Linked DNA regions of Homo sapiens: region 2 is linked to region 1. A link is a contact called in ENCODE Hi-C or POLR2A ChIA-PET data. All regions are on one chromosome and are shown on one strand. The core of a region is the stretch at or near the end of the contact, and the rest is flanking DNA. Distances in the headings are between cores, read along the strand shown. Region 1 overlaps DDC (dopa decarboxylase). Region 2 has its middle 230 kb from the start of GRB10.

Region 1 (3,291 bases), core at 605-3,104:
TAAAAATACAAAAATTAGCTGGGCGTGGTGGCGCACACCTGTAATCCCAGCTACTCAAAAGGCTGAAGCAGGAGAATCACTTGAACCCGGGAGGCAGAGGTTGCAGTGAGCCGAGATTACACCACTGCACTCCAGCCTGGGCAACAGAGTGGGAGACTCTGTCTCCAAAAAGAAAAAAAAAAAAAAAAAAAAAAAACCTTATAAACCAAACAGAGCATTTGGTCTCACCTGGCTCTGTGTACACAAGGGAGATTACCAAGGGGCATGTGTGCAGTGCATCTTAGAGCCTTTTTGAGAACTGTATCATGATTCTCAGTAGAGATGGCTTATGCCCCAACCCGTGTGGGCCAGCCTGCCCTCACCTGGTGAATGCACAGCATCAGGCAGCAAAATAACAGCACGCCACAACACAGTGTCAAACAGACTCCTGTGTGGGCATCTTGTAAAGGTGCGCAGCCAGCAGCTCTAGGGTGGGGCCCAAGACTGGCTTTTCTAAGGAGCTCCCAGACAATGCTGATGATGCTGATGCTGTTGATCCACAGAAGACACTCAGATTAGTGAGGCTATGGACAGGCCGCTGTCCTCCAAGGAGGGCCAGTGGCAGAGGTGTGGGATGGAGCCTTGAGGAAGGAAAAATGGTAAAGATTCTGCGGCCAATAAGCTATGTAAGTTAGAAGTCTCATGGCAGGCTTGAGGAAGCGGGAACAGCCGCTGTGCGTGGAAACAAGGCTGTGTAGCATGGGGCAGGGCAGGCCGGTGGGCCAAAGAATGCAGGCTTTGCTCTGCCATCTCTGGAGAGCCAGTGCCAGTGTTTGAGCATGGAGGTAATGAACAACACTTTCCCCTCTGTCACATTCACAGAAAATGAAGAATGGAATAGATGTAGACAAACCTTTAGCCGAAAGCAGACAAGCCCCAGAATGACTTCCACACAGATTTCAAAGCGGGGATCCTGGCGCACCAGTGACTCAAACTCATGGGACAGCTGGACATGCTTCAAAGAGGAAAGGGAAAATCTGTTTTTCTCATGGCCATTTAATTCAGAACTTAACTACCTAGAAAACCTTATTAGACTGCCCATGTATAATTCATTTAGACGCTCTTGGCAATTTTCCTCAAGTGCTTTTACCGTTCACTGACCAGCTGTTTCCAGGCAGGCTAAGAAACTCATTCCCTACATTAGCACAGGTCTAGTGTCCTCAGAACACCAATTGTCATTTTCTTCTGTTCATGGGACTATTCTTATCCCACCCAAACTGTCTTTTATAATGTTAGAATAAACACCGTGAGGAGGTATTTGATCATTCTGGAAGAGACAATGGCTAATGCCCATCGAGTTGCTCCTCTGTGCTTGAGGTGCCAGCGCTCACCACTGCGGCATCCTCAGGACAGCCCACAACACAGAAGATATCATGATTATCCCCATTTTGGAGATAAGAAAACAGGCTGGGAGAGGGTGAGCGACATGCCCAAGGTGCACCCGGAGGCCTTGGCTGAGCTAGGATTCTAAGGCAGCCTGATGGAGCTGCAGCTCTGTGGCTGCCACAGCTGTTGCTCCTCCTCCGCGTTTGCCACCTAGAGCTGGGCATCCTGTCCGCTCTGTCACATTCAGAAACGGCCTTCCTCTCATTGAATATCACACTGACCTTATTTCACTTCCAAATAGTTATAGAACTCAGAAGCTATTCAGACAGCATGTGATCCTAGGAGAAGGAGCCCTCCGTGGCGTAGGCCCGTGCCTTGCTCATTCTAAGCCCGCGGATACAGCAGGGCCCCCATGTTGCAGGTGCTGGGGAGGACCTGCGGAAACGCGGCGCCTCGCGGGCAGGGGGTGGCTGGGACAAAAACACGTGTCATACGAGTGGTTCCTCGTCATGCCACCAGAGAGCGCCAAAGACCTCGGCCTCATGGGCGATCCCGAAAGCCGGTTCCCGCCCAAGGAGACAGGCTTTGAGCATCGCTGGACTCTGCTCCTAAGGCAGGATTGGGTCCCCTTTAAGAAAGAAGTGGAGTGTGTTTTAAACAGGAGCCAGCATGATCATAACTAGTTGTCCTTGAGCTTAAAGACGTCATCATTGTGGGGAGATAAATCCCTTATTTTTTGGCTTTCTTTCCCCAAAAAAGCTGAATTCGTCTCAAATGGGTAGAGGGGGATTTCCTACCCAGGAATTCATATACATACTCCTTTCCCAGTTCTCGCCCCCAAACAGGTCCTCATAGTGCTCGGCAGCTCCTGGAACTGTCCTCACCGAAGCTTTGGGAGTAGGCAGTTCATGGCACATCCTAGGCATTCTATGAAGCTTGCAGATGGATGTGTTTATATATGCTGTGCCACAGAGGAGGTGGCTGGGGACACCTGCCCCTGCACACCTGGTTGTGAAGTGGCAACAGGACTTAAAATGGAGGGCTGTTACCATCACTAAGGCTGAATATCATAAGTGTGCTTGTTCCCATGAAGCCTGGGGACCTCTGTCCATCAAGATGAGGCCACAGCTTAGGAAGGACACCAGGATCAGAGAGAGCCAGCAGAACAGCAGCAGGCCTTCTGCAGCTGGCTAAACGGGTGGCTCTAGGCAGATCCAGGCTCATATTCAGGACTCAGTTTCCTCATTTTTTTTTTTTTTTTTTTTTTTGGTGAGACGGAGTCTTGCTTTGTCACTCAGGCTTTAGTGCAGTGGCACAATCTCTGCTCATTGCAACCTCTGCCTCCCAGGTTCAAGTGATTCTTCTGCCTCAGCCTCCCGAGTAGCTGGGATTACAGGTGCCTGCCACCATGCCTGGCTAATTTTTTGTATTTTTTTTTTAGTAGAGACAAGGTTTCACTATGTTGGCCAGGCTGGTCTAGAACTCCTGACTTCATGATCTGCCCACCTCGGCCTCCCAAAGTGCCGGGATTACATGCGTGAGCCACCACACCCAGCCAATTGTTATTTTAAAAAAAAAAAAAAAAAAAAAAGCAGGGGAGTGGGGCTTGGAGCTGATAAGTGGTTCTCAAATTTTAGTGCATAGAGAAGGTGTCTGGTTTGCTTGTTAAAACAGAGGTTGCTGGGCCCCACTGCAGGCCGGCACTGCTGGTCTGGAAGCATGTCTGAGAACCACTGGACTAGGGAATATCTATCTTATTCTGGCAATTTTGGGGGAGAAAAACACAGTCCTTATGTTCTCATAATTGCCATTGCTCAATGAACTTCATTCTTGGCTAGATGTGGCTAAAGCACAACCTATGTGATGTTTCTACTGTGACCATCTTCCTGGACCTGATAACCTGCAATCTTAACGAAAGTGACTTAA
Region 2 (3,169 bases), core at 475-2,974, 540 kb after region 1:
GACAGGAGCCCTTCCCGACCCTAGCTCTGGTGAATGAAAAGGAGGTGGGCATTTCCTTTCCACTACTTTAAAAATGCTTCGTGGGCTGGGCACGATTACACACCTGTAATCCCAGCACTCTGGGAGGCCGAGGTGGGTGGATCACTTGAGCTCAGGAGTTCCAGACCAACCTGGGAAACGTAGTGAGACGTTGTCTTTACAAAAAATATAAAAATTAGCTGGGCATGGTGGCACATGCCTGTGGTCCTAGCTACTTGGGAGGTTGAAGTGGGAAGATCTCTTGATCTCGGGAGGTGGAGGTTGAAATGAGCCAAGACTGCGCCACTGCACTCCAGCCTGGGCTACAGGGCAAGACACTGTCTCAAAAAAACAAAAACAAAAACAAAAAAATGCCTCGTGCCTCTGTCTCCTGAGACAGAAACACTTCCTGGGGTACCATGAGGGGAGAGTGAGATTTGGGGCCACACCAGTGTGAGGGGAACACAGCTGTGTGACCACGGACAAGTAACTACATGTCTTGGGGCCTCTTGCTCAGCTATAAAATGGGGAAAGCAGATGTTAGGAGACCACGTATGTGAGCGCGTGGACCAGTGTCTTGGCATTGTCCCAGGAATGGCTTGTGAACTCCACTTGGCTGAATCATCAGAACTTTTAGGAATCCCAGTTGTCTGGCCTGTTGAGGTTAACTACTCATGTGGTTCTGATTTATATAAGGGAAGATAAAAATGCAGCTACTCGGGAGGCTGAGGCAGGAGAATCGCTTGAGCCTGGGAGGCGGAGGTTCCAGTGAGCTGAGATTGCGCCACTGCTCTCCAGCCTGGGTGACAGAGCAAGGCTCTGTCTCCAAAAAAAAAAAAAAAAAAGGCAAAGTAAACTCAGAAGAGGAGAAGGAGAAGAAGAGGTGGCTCCTGCTACCTGCCCTCTTGCCCTAGTATGGACAAGGATGCCACACAGGCAGGTAGACCCTCAGGGCAGGAAGGAGTTGTAAAATTCCACTGTTCTCAGCACTTGGAAAACAAGCCTTCAGTGAGCAGCCACTCGGCCTTTGGTCTTGCTTTGCTCTGTCATCCAGGATCTAGCCAGCCACAGGGCAATCTGGGGTGGTGAATGTCCTGCCTACATCACAGCTTGGGGACAGGAGCTCTTCACGGCAGGCTCGTTTGCTGTAGGACATGCACTATTCGGGATGAAAACTCTGATGGGATTTCCAGGCCAGAGCCTTTCTGGCGCGCCCGTGACTCTCCCTCCATGCTGTGGGTGTCCTGGAGGTCCAGCGGCCTCACTGCTCACAGGTCCTTCCGAGCTGCTTGTCTGCTCCCTCACTCTGAGCGCCCACCTCACGGCTCCCGATGCTCTCCTTGCTTTCAGCCTCCCTGCCCAGGCCTGGAGTTTGGCCTGCTGTGCCCTTTGACTGGACACCCGCCAATGACTCCACTCTCCCGCCCTGGCCACCCCCCTTCACTGCAATTTGGAGTCTGTCCAGGTCCTCTGAGATACCTCATATGAGGGCTCTGTTTCTCCCCACAATCGGGCATGTGCTCATTAGTCATGGGATGAGTGGGTCATTTCGGAGCTTTCTACCTGAGGCAGGGGCTGTGGGGTTGATCCATTTCACTGCCTCAAGGCTTGGCAAGGCATGGGGAGGGCCACTGCTGGGCCGACCCACCTGGGCTTTGGTCAAGAGGGTGAGCGGCAGCCTGGGGATGCAGCTTCTCCCGCAGTCCCCCGTAGAGGCATGGGAGCAGCTGCATGATGACAACCTGTGCCAGGAAACTCCTTTTCAAGCTGACTTCTTAGGAATGAGGTGCTGTTCTAGAAATCCACAACAGAGACCAAACTGCCACTGCCCTGGCCACGGGGTCCAGCTGCAGATTAGGAAATGGGCGTAGTGCAGGAAAATAGAAAAATCAGTCCCCGCCTTCCTTAGTAATGACGCTGTCAGATGGGAGGAAGGAGCCTTGACTTCCTGAGCCCATCAGAGGCTCTGGGACAGGACTGGGGTGGGGATGCTCGACTTGGAGCCCTTCTTGTACATCCTCTTTGAACCCTTCTCAGCCTCCTGGAACCCTGGCAGTTGGTCCCTGGCACTTTGGTCCTTCTGCTGAGTTCTGACAGCCCAAGGCCATCTTCTGTCTGACCCTTCCCTGTTCTGGTGCCGCACATCCGCCTTCCCCTCCACTCACATCGTGCCAGGCCCCATGGTCTGGAACCGTCTGCCCTCTGCTCCATCAGAATCTGCCTCAGGTCATGTTGCAGCCTGCTCAGTTCCCTTCATAAAACACATATAGTGCTAGCACTGTGTTCCTAGGCCTAAAGGCCCCACGTGAGTGAGACCTGGCCCCAGAGTGCCAAGTCACAGAAGCCCGTGGATTCTAGTGTGCAGTGGCCACAGCAACCTGAGGTGCCACAGCAACCTGAGGTGCCACCTTCCACAGGGCAGCGGCATGAGGATGCCTGGTCTCCCATGGGACGTGGCTGGGCTTTGGAGGATGAATAGGAGTTCTAGTGCAAAGCATGGAAGAGTCCACATGGTGTGTCTGGGGAAACACACATAGCTCGGTGTTTTCCAAGTTGAGTGGAGAGGCACCAACTGAAGCCACAGTCTTGCCACCAACTCACCGCGTGCCTTGCTAGCCCTTTGCTTTCCTGGGCGGGTCTCTCCATCAGGGCTGGCCCACCACACAGTCTGCAGTGTGGGGTACCCAGATGCCAGGGGAGGAAGCAGGGGGTCTGTGTGTAAGGGTGGGGCTTGGGCAGAAGCCACCGACCCTGTCCTCAGGAGACCCAGAGAGCCCCTGCTAAGGACATGGGTGGGACAGCAATGCATGGACAGCAACGGGCTGAGAATTTCACCTTTGTACCTCACTTATGCTCCTCAAGGTCTCTGCATCTATATGAAGGGTCTGGAAATTGAGTGCAACCACTGTAACACATGGCTTTTTCCTTTAGGAATGAGAGTGGGCTCCAGCCAGCCCTGCAGGAGCTACTTCCCCCTGTTCTTACTTAACCAGAGCCCCGGTTGGGCGCTTGGCCTAATCACTCATGAGCAGGAGCCAAGTTCATCACTTCCTGACTCTTCAGCTTTGAACACCTTTGCATCTTCAGTGAAACTTCTGGATTTCCAGGTGACAATCTCCATCCTGGGCCTGTCTCAGTGGTGGAAATAACA

Evidence for each region. A loop is a pair of places that touch in the nucleus more often than their neighbours do. ChIA-PET counts read pairs that join two places held with the same protein, here RNA polymerase II (POLR2A). Pooled maps may share reads with other maps.
Region 2: a loop to region 1 is called in a map of K562, with 4 times the contacts of the local background. The contact joins two enhancer-like sites. A Hi-C loop is called at or near these places in 1 of 168 maps with a recorded cell type or tissue (K562) and 8 of 50 pooled maps. POLR2A ChIA-PET finds 5 or more read pairs at or near these places in 2 of 52 experiments (Panc1 and SK-N-SH).

What each region holds. Positions count from the first base shown.
Region 1 is chr7:50,466,322-50,469,612 of GRCh38, forward strand. DDC (dopa decarboxylase) reads right to left here. Exons shown (of 15, transcript NM_001082971.2): 13 at 893-994. Among named protein-coding and RNA genes, the nearest start is that of FIGNL1, 18 kb to the left of the region's middle. Within about 2 kb of position 1,855, at least 2 of the 41 ENCODE cell types and tissues checked have a DNase peak (open chromatin) inside an H3K27ac peak, as active enhancers do.
Region 2 is chr7:51,008,832-51,012,000 of GRCh38, forward strand. No RefSeq gene overlaps it. Among named protein-coding and RNA genes, the nearest start is that of GRB10, 230 kb to the left of the region's middle. RefSeq lists an enhancer at 849-1,350. Within about 2 kb of position 1,725, at least 3 of the 41 ENCODE cell types and tissues checked have a DNase peak (open chromatin) inside an H3K27ac peak, as active enhancers do.